2 separate regions of the Mus musculus genome follow, and region 2 is linked to region 1. Evidence: chromatin loops called from intact Hi-C (ENCODE). Cell type or tissue: heart. All regions are shown on one strand.

Region 1 (5,000 bases):
CCTGAAAGGACTGTATGCCACAGAAGGCAATCACTGACCAAGCTTTTCCTGATCAGCTTGATTTCTTCCCTACTGAAGCCTGATTCACTGGTCATCAACGTAACAAACCATAATAATACAAAATACTTTAAATTTCACTAAATGTTTTTGGGTATGTTCAGCCAAAATTCCCCATCGAACACTAGTAAAAAGAGCTGAACTGTATCCAGCCAAGTCTTGGATTGTCCGTGTGAGCATCTTCTGTGTGCCCTGAAGCTATTTACCCTAAATCACACTTGAGTTCTCACCATCTGTAAGCTGCTGTTCAAGGTCCTTGATCTCTTCAGTCTCTTTGGCAATTCTACAAAGTATCTCGTCCAGGCGGCTTTCGAGCTGTGTGTACTGTCTGTTCATAATGTCAAGCTGCTGTTCTTTGCCCCTCTTCTGGGCTTTCATGTGGGACTGAATTTCAGGGAAAAAAATCATCAATACAACCCAAAATTTTAACACTATTGAAAATAATAACTCTTAGCAACATTTTAAAAACCAGTATTGAAAATAAAGTGTGACAATTTCATCTGCTCTGAGTTAGGCCCTTTAGAACTTTCATATAGATGGTTCTTGTTTAACCTTAGGGTGATCCGAGATGAGATGAGAACACAGAGCCGATCAGGGAGGATAAGCCATTTTTCAAGGGCACAATATAGAAATTTCAGTGTTTTATGCATAGCATTAAAATATGTCTTTTTTAAAAAAGGTTTTCAGAACACTGGTTACACTGACAGCATATTTACAGGGAACATCCAAAGATAATTTCAAAGTATAAATAGGCATTATATTTATGTATAAGGACTCTAAGAGATTTTACTTATAGTTTTTAAAATTTACAAAAATTTTAGGTTGGGAGTTTTATAGTAAATAACTAAAGTCTTTTTAATTTGAAAGAAATAGCATTTAATTATACTTTTAAAAGGTTTCTCAGGTAGGCTTGGAGAAAATGGAGACTTCAGATCAATAAACACATGGGATTCAAATTTATTTTCTATTTCCATTCATTCAAACATTTTGTTCTTAGATATAATTATCTGGGAATGGAGAGGAAGCTCAAAAATCATTTATCCCAGCAGGAATTCATTTGTAGGGCCCTGGGAGGCATACCCCTTACACTCTCCGCGCTCTGGCCCACACACCCTCTTGTTCCTGTGCCCTGACAATTATGATATCATGGAGCCACTGCTAAGTGACAGGAATGTATTATCTCCCCCAGGTGTGCTGAGGAAAACAGAGAGCAAATGATCTAGTCTAACCTTCCACTTCAGAAATGTAAGCCTGAATCTCACGTCAATCAAATGTCTTGACTGGTTTCCTTAGGCAACAGTTCATTTGGAGACAAAATAATTCCCGAGAGAGACATCTGCCTTCCTTCCCCTCAAGGCTCCCAAGACTCCAACCTTATCCAAGAGGATCAGAAGAACAGAACAATAACTGAGGGAAAACTCATTAGGAGAACAGTTAGAGCCCGAGCAACAAGTGCTACTGTTTCCAAGCCTAAGACATGTTAGCTTCTACAAGAAAGAGCTTAGTTTGAGAGGTACCCCCCCCCCCTCAAATGGGGAGCAAATGAGTGGCCACCGCCACCTTTGAGGCCAGCTGTTATTTTACAGGTGGTAGATTTGACGGGGTGTTCGAATCACCTTTTCCCACTCCCCACATACCCATCTTAAATCTTTCCTACAACAGTTACTGTAGGTAGGTAAGAGTTTATATCCTAATAGTACACCAAACACTTTTGTGGCTCAAGAATGAACAAAAATTCTACTGTCCTCTTAATCAACAGCTTAAAATTCGCTGTTAAAAGTGCACTGCAACCTCTATACGCAGGGCAAACATGTGGTTCAGAAGACGGCACTGCTGTGTGTGAAACACGCGGCGCCACGGCCGTTCCTGCGGTTCTTCTGCAGCGGTGGAGCTCACAAAAGAGTTACTGTGAACAAACAGGAACTTACAGATCTGGCTCCTCCTCCGTCCAAGCCCTTTCTTTATACACAGAGGAACGACCATACCTTAACTCCGAATCTTTCCTGTTATGACAGAGCCGTGGGGAACAAAAACAGGCTGCGCAAAGCTTTCTAAGTCTGTCTTCAAATTCATGTGCACTTCCCTCTCTGACAGCCACATCTTGGCAAGCGCCTCCGTGCCCAAGTAACTTCCCAGCGCCTCAAACTATGGGCCTAGTCAAGCATGAGTGACAGCGAGCTAGTCCAGTCACCAGCAGTCTCTGTGGTCAGGCCCCGCCTGCAACTTTAAATCAAAACACAGGAAGCTCCCGAGGGCCAATCACACCCAAAGGCTGAAAGATCACTCCAATTCCCTCTAGGAAAGCAGGACAGATCTTCATTGTGTTTGCAGTTGACAATTGTTCCTCTAGCTGGGAAAACTTGGTAAATAAAACGGGATTCGACTTTTAAACGCCATTTCCCCTTTTGAAACCTAATAAAATGTTTATGTATTTTTTAAAAATCTGAATAGGCTTGGTTCTGAGCTAAGATTTCATTTTTCATTTTTGGATTTTAAAAATCCTTTTGTAAGGAGAGGGTTGTTGTAATAACTTAAGCAAGGGCTCCATCCCTTCCTAAGAGTGCTGAGGGGCAAGTAATTGAGTTTTCCTAAGTCACAATTCTACCCTCTGCAAGTGAAAACCTTGAGAACTGTGCTGTGGTATCAGGACTGGAGTTTGGTCAGTGTGCCTTACTCCTACCTAGCAACCCTCAAGACTACACAGAGAAACCCTGTCTTGAGGCACATCCCTCAAAACAACAACAACAAAACAACAACAACAACAAAAAAGAACACACAAAAAACAGGGAGGTGATGGTACATCTTTAATCCCAGTACTGAAGAGGCAGATGGATCTGAGTTCCAGGACAGCCAAGGCTACACAAAGAAACCTTGTCTCAAAGAAAGACCAAACCAAAACAACAACAACAAAACAAAAACAAAACAAAAGGTCTCTTTAGCCCTTTCCTCTATGTGATACTGCTCAGAAATACAGGGAAACTTAATTTCCCCTTATGCCTAGAATGCCATGGTCATTTGCTGTAGCAAACACAATTGTGGCTTTAATCTGACTCAGGACCAGCAAGCTGCTTCATTCTTGCCTTCTGGGGGATATAGTTTTCTATTGTCATGGCAACCCTTTCACAGACGGAAGACTTAATATGTAAATATAATATAGTAAGATACTACTGACTGTTATACATTACAGGACTTAAAAATCTCTGATTTTTCATCTGACAAAAATTCTTGAGAATAACCTGGGGAGGTGGGCATATAAGCCTAAGAGCTGATCTGGATGCCCAGCCCTCCTGTAAGGCAGGCACAGAGCAAGACCATAGAACCCCAGTGTGGGTTAGGTGGAGGGGACAAAAGCCAACTGCTGAAGCTCCTGACCTAGCTCAATTAATTGGCTTCAGACTCAATAAGAGATCCTGTCTCAAAAATGAGTGAATGAATGAATGAATGAATGAATGAATATATATATAAACAGAAAACAAGTGAGGATGCCAATGGACATTGACCTCTACCCTCCACATACACATGATGCTATGTGCACACACAAATGTACACTACACACGCATGGACGCACACAAATAAAATAATGCTTTCAGTAAGAATACCAAGGCTTAGGCTTCTTTTTTGAAGATATTTTATACCTACAACAATTAGTTTATCCTTGTCAAAATTACATGGCCTCTATTTATAGGTACATACATACAAACATATAAAACTGATGTTAAAAGAGAAATCTGACAAGTACTTAGAGCATTTCTAGTGCACTGTCCTTATCACATTACATTCTGATTCCTGTTACTCCAGAGATCTTCATTTTTTTTATTATAACTTTACAATTCCACCTGTGACAGTAAATTATAAAGGAAATAGTGGCTAAAATATACATCATTAGTAAGATTAACTAGGGTATAGATTGACAGAAAGAGACAAGAGTCTAACCCTATCGTTCACTCATCTTTATTTCACAACACATCATGGCAAACTCTAGAGAAATGTTTTCTTTTTAAGGACAAAATAAATAGAACCAGCAAACAACGTTTGTGGATTATCTGCATGAAAACTTAAAGAGGTACAGAAGTCCTCTGACCTTGCTTCAGCACTTCCTGTCTTTAGGAGACCAATTTACAGAGCACCTTGAAGAAAGTTTCTCTTGCTCTAGAATACTACAAAAATCAGCCACTAACCCCAGTGTGTCATGTAGCCTTCATTTATTGAAAACCAATTTGTTCAAGACTAGGTGGTTCCATTTTGGATATAAATGTTTGATATGAATACATTCATATCTTTCTATCTAATTATATTTATTCATATACAAATAATTTACATATATAATTAATAAATATAAATAATAAAATATAATTATTTGTATATGAATAATATTTTTTTTTCTAACTTAAATCTGTATAGCAAATGAAAACTTTCAGAAAGGATTCTGCTATTAAAATGGTAAGGCAAATACTATCTATACACAGATATAAAGTAGCAGTTCCACGGAGACCGTGGAACTAGTCAAGATTTCCCATTTTACTTACATGTTTTGGGTCTTTGGGATCCAGGCTGTCTGTGGCTAGCTGCACGGTATTGATCTCTTCATGCTTTTCGGCAATTTCTTTTCTTTGCTTTTCCATCTGTATTTCTAGGTCCAGAGCTTCCTGGCGTAATCTGTTTAGATGTTGTAGTCTACCACTCAACTGCTTGAGAAGGAGGTCTTTCTCTGCTTCTGAAATCTAATTCTCCCCAGCCCCCAGCACATAATTAATAAAGGAGAGCAACAACAATTTATGAAGCTAGCACCTATAACTTCAAAAATACTCTGTTATAGAAGACTTTTAAAGTAAGAGCTGTGGTAATTGTCTAGTGTTGTGCTTTGAATGGGAATTGTTCCCACATGCTTATGTATTTGAATACTTGGTCTCCAGTTGTTTTAGAAGATTTAAGAGGTTTGGCAT
Region 2 (5,000 bases), 65 kb before region 1:
TTACTGAATTGATCCTAACCAAGTTAGCTAACCTCCCAGACTCAGTGTCCTTATAAATTGTGCCCACATTTCAGGGTCATTTTAAGGATTAACTAGAATTAAAGAAAGCTCAGGTTTGACATGCAAGTTGCCTGTAGTTTTGCTAGCCATATAATGGGTGTTTAATATCTGTTGGACAAGTACTGTCGAAGTAGACTCTGGCTTAATCTTACCTGCCCATTTAGTAGTATATAACCATCAGTAAATCACTTCTGACCCGGTTTCCTAACTTGTAAAATGAATTTTTAGGGTTAGAAATTGTTTATAAAGTAGCTAGTTTATATTAGGGGCTCAGTAAGTGGAGTTATTGTAAAGGTGTAAAAACCTTAGATTATAATTGCTATTGAAAATTCCTTGGAATTAAGGCTTTTTAAAAAAATTTGCTTTATATTTTTCATGTTAAATTGTATATTTGTAAACTTAAGCTTTGCAACAGAGCTTGAAAATTTCTTGCAGCCAGGTTTTATAGGTCTTATTTGCATACTCTTAGCAAGACTTGTAAGATAAAAATGTTCAAACTATAGCTCTCGAGGTGTTTATGACATTAAAAACGTTAGCAATGTGGGCCTGGCAAGATGGCTCAGTAGGTAAAGTCTTTTGCTGCCACGCTGACAACCAGACTTAGATTCTGGAACCCACCCAGAAGGAGGAGAGAAAGGATTCATGCTAGTTATTCTCTCTAATATCTACATGTGTGCCACATGTGCACACATACAGTCATACACAAGTATTTTAAAAGTATGCAGGAGACAAATTATTATTAATATTAAGTTATACTATATTTCAAACTTTTTAAAGTTTGCAAAATAAAGCATCAGTATAGTGAGCATTAATACTGTATTACTGATCAGTGTCTGCAGTGAACAGTCTTGGTCTATCTCTACACTGCTCCTACCAAACTCACCTGGGTCTGAGACAAGTCATTAGTAAGCTTTTACTAATTCTTTCAAGTGCAGGTACCATTGTTTTGTTGTTGTTGTTGTTAAATACTTTTATGGAAATCAGAAAACAGATTTGGGAGTACTTCATTTCTTATTCATAGCACACTATCATTAGTGGGAAGGTTTTGTCTTTCTCTGTGGACATTGTTAAGCAGTCTGGTATTTTAAATTTTTTATTACATTAATTTACACAAAAGTGTAATCTTAAGTGAGTTATGAAAAGTTGGTTTCAGAAATGGGCAGGTTATTTTCCAAGGTTGTATTTCTATTATGGAAAGAAAATTGACCATTTGGATTAGATTGATTATTCGATTAATTATAGAAGTTTCCTGTCCACCTGACTAACATGTGGCATAGAATTCCAGTTCAGGGGCCTCTAAGCAAGGATGCACCCATTCTTGAGTTCCATGAAGGTAGAGACAATGTTACTCCCTTTTTGATTATTGTTAAAACCTTTCAACATTGTTTGTGATTAGTAGATGTGGGGTATTTTTATGTTGTTGGTGTTTAATCACAAAAGTAGTCTGGTCTCCAGTGTTTATAACAAAATACATAAAAACCCTAAAACTGAAGAGCAGTATTAAGACTTTAGGCCACCAGGAGTACTTAGTGTGTTGCTTTCCTCTTGTTATTGTAAAGATTGCCTAGTAATCTAAGGAATAGACTACAGTAGCTGTAAACAGTGAATGACAGTGTATAAATAAACACATAGGAGTTAAAATATAAGCCTGAGAAAATGCCTGTTAGTAGGAGCTTTGTTTTTTACTCTGAGGCCTCTACCAGCACCTTTAGAACTAGTCATTTGGGACTGGAGAGATGGCTCTGTGGATAAAAATCTGCTCTTGTAGGTGCCCCAGGTTTGATTCTCAGTACGCACGTGGTGGCTCACGACCATCCATAACTCCAGATTTTTTTCTTTCTTTTTGGTTTTTTTCGAGACAGGGTTTCTCTGTGTAGCCCTGGCTGTCCTGGAACTCACTCTGTAGATCAGGCTGGCCTCGAACTCAGAAATCCTCCTGCCTCTGCCTCCCAAGTGCTGGGATTAAAGGCGTGCGCCACCACGCCCAGCCATAACTCCAGATTTAAGGGGCCTGACAGGAGTATGTACTATACATGTAGGCAAAATGTTCTCATAAAATACATTTTGTTTAAATTAAAACTCATTTATATAACCTTATTCAGTAAGAGATCTGATTTTGTTTGACATGACAATGACTAGCATGCAATATATGTTTCATAACCATTTAATATAGATGTTTTGACTCAGGAATATGTCCGTGATTTCATTAAGTGTTGCATGTTTTATATAATTGCTATGTTCCATCTTTAAGTAAAGCTTATTTATATACCTCCTTAACATAGGTACATTTCATACTAAGGTAAAGTTGAAAACCCCTTTGTTAAAGCAACATTAAGGATACTTAATATTTAAAACTGGCCACCTGATTACATAGTGCAACAATTATCAGTGCTTAAAGGCACTTTGTGAAGGTTTCTTTTGGTAGCCAAGGACATTTATGTGTCCACCTTGCATGTCTTCAATAATTAGTTAAGTAGAGAGCATTATGCTCTTTGGTGTCAGGCCTCTGAGCTTAAGTTCTAGGTTGTCCATTTACTAACTTTAGAACGTTGGCCAATGTAGTGAATTTCACCAAATCTCAAGTTCTTCAATTTTTGCATGAAAATAATAGCTTTACAGAGTTGTAGGAATTAAGAATTAGTATAAGTCACACAGATCATTGAATGATTTATTCTCAAATTTTCCTTATTGTTACTATGGATAAATAATAATAAATCAACATTACCAATTATTTATATTTCTTAAAATTGTGTATACTCCTAGTGTAATTATTTAATATTTCTTATTCAGAGTGTTAAATTAGAAGCAAAGGAGTGAAAGGTCTGTGCCTTAAAAGTATCACCTGGAGGAGGCAGGGTGGTGCTGTTTGGAAAGGGGAATTTGTGTTTTTAACTGGGCTGGATACAGTATAGACTTGGTCCAAACTGCCTGAGCTAGACAGACTGCTTTCCTCTGAGACCATTTCCTCTTTTGTAAAATGAGGAACCTAGTAGCAGTCTTACAAGGACAGCAGTCAGATGAAGTGGCACTTAGAGTACTGCCTGGTATTTGTTAAGTGCCCCCAAAATGGAAACGATAGAAGCTGTTACTAATTTACAAATTGTTCATCACGCTTGTTTTCATAAACGCAGCAATCCTTTTGTTTTTTTATTTTTAAAAAAATCAGAAGCATTAAAGGTGATCTTATGTCAATTTTATCCAAGTAATTTTTATTTAAAAAAAGGAACAAAGGGTGGCACTTCCTGTAGTCAGACTCAAGAGGCTGAGACAGGAGTATTGTAAATGGTTGGTGTAGTGAGTCCCAGGCAAGCCGGGATGATATCATGAGACCGTATTTCACAAAACAAAATGGGAAGAAGATGCATTTTAACCACACAAGTTACAAAATATTGCCAAGCTCTAAAAAAGAAAGAAAGAAAGAAAGAAGGAAGGAAGGAAGGAAGGAAGGAAGGAAGGAAGGAAGGAAGGAAAGAAAGAAAGAAAATCAGCGGATACTGCAGTGTTGTGACTTGTGCTTTCACCATGAGTTAACCCACATTCCCTGCACATCCCCCACCCTCTGCCTTTTTTGACCTTTGAGCTTTTAAAACAAACTTGCTCTTAAATAACAGAGGACTATTTTTTCTCTTTCCAAAGCTAGGCAAAAATCTTTTGTTCACTTTCTCAGTGGCATGCTTTGAGAAAGTGTGCATTGCTTTGTTCAGAAAGGAGCCCCTTGCATATGACTTGTAAGCATGTATCTTAACTAAGAGACAGACTATGGGATTATTTAAAATTTACCAGTTTCTTATTTTTGAATAAGAAAGATGTTTTGCAGAAATGAATAAATTTGTATTTTGTTTGTTTGCTTTTGAGACAGTATCTCATGTAGCTAAGGCTATCCTCAAACTTAACATGTAACCAAGAATGATCTCAAACTTCTGGACTGGTGTTTTTCCCGAGTGCTAGGTTACAGGCCTGTGCCACCAGGTCTGGTTTATGTGTGCAGCTGAGTCTTGGTACATGTTAGTCAAACACTTATCAATGAGGTACATTCCCAGCACTGTCTCCCTGTTTATGTTTTTCAGGGCTTTTATTTGTAATTATAAAAGAAACTTGAACCAAAAAATTATTGTGGTAAAGTAAAAACAAAGCATCTGTGTTCATCCTGAATAGCGATTATCTAGAAAACGCTTATTATTTTAAAAAATTCATCATTTTAGTTGATATTTTAGAGGATGCTATATGTGACTAGTAGCATGTGCACAGTTAGTCCAAGTAGAATTGAATTATAATTCACAGTTGCTCCTAGAACACTTGAAGTTAGTTGACTTTGGGACTGTTTAAAGACCATGATTTTTGGGTGTTGTGTGTTGGGGCTTGAAGCCAGGGCCTTGTGCATAACTAAGCATGCATTCAACACTAAGATACAGCACAAGCCCTGTAATTTTATTTATCTGTTTACTTGTTTGTCACCTGTCTATCTATCCACCCACCATCTACCTATAACAAGGTCTCTGCATAGCGCTGGTTATCCTGGAAATAATTATACAGAGTATGTAAGTAAACTCCCTGAGATCTGCCTGCCTCTGTCTCCTTAGTGCTGGATTTTAACATAATAAAATAGTAGGAAGCAAAAGTATGTACACAAAACTTTAGTCAAAAGACTAAAGTTTTCTTTTAGTCAAAAGAAAATAGGAAAATCAAGGGGAGGAGTAAATTAGAGAACTAATTTACAAATGATTACTTTGGAAAGGAGTTTTAGGAATTAAAAACTAATTTGAGGAAAAAATATAACTGTTTCCATACAGAAGAGAAATTAATAGGTTAGGAATTTAATAATCTTGAAAATTACTTAATTTGAGGGTTTCTTCTACCCCTTGTAAGTAGCTGGTTCAGAGATCAGGTAAATAATTTAAATCAAGTTTAACCTTGAGGCCAAGTTGTAGTGGGGTTTTTGT

Evidence for each region. Peaks named below come from ENCODE experiments on the same cell type or tissue, not always from the same donor. Only the 100,000 strongest peaks of a DNase experiment are listed, where the experiment ranks them.
Region 2: it touches region 1 in a loop (2.2-fold over the local background); 4 of 42 quality-filtered maps call a loop at or near these places.

What each region holds. Positions count from the first base shown.
Region 1 is chr2:35,129,399-35,134,398 of GRCm38, reverse strand. It overlaps Cntrl (centriolin), which reads right to left. Exons shown (of 44, transcript NM_001379274.1): 11 at 4,584-4,778; 12 at 288-441. Among named protein-coding and RNA genes, the nearest start is that of Cntrl, 22 kb to the right of the region's middle. In heart, a CTCF peak has its summit at 2,148; a DNase peak (open chromatin) is centred at 2,228; H3K4me3 peaks cover 1,672 bases; H3K27ac peaks cover 2,024 bases.
Region 2 is chr2:35,194,440-35,199,439 of GRCm38, reverse strand. The region is part of intron 1 of Rab14 (RAB14, member RAS oncogene family); the gene reads left to right. Among named protein-coding and RNA genes, the nearest start is that of Rab14, 4.2 kb to the left of the region's middle. In heart, no CTCF peak of the experiment used is centred here; no DNase peak of the experiment used is centred here; H3K4me3 peaks cover 920 bases.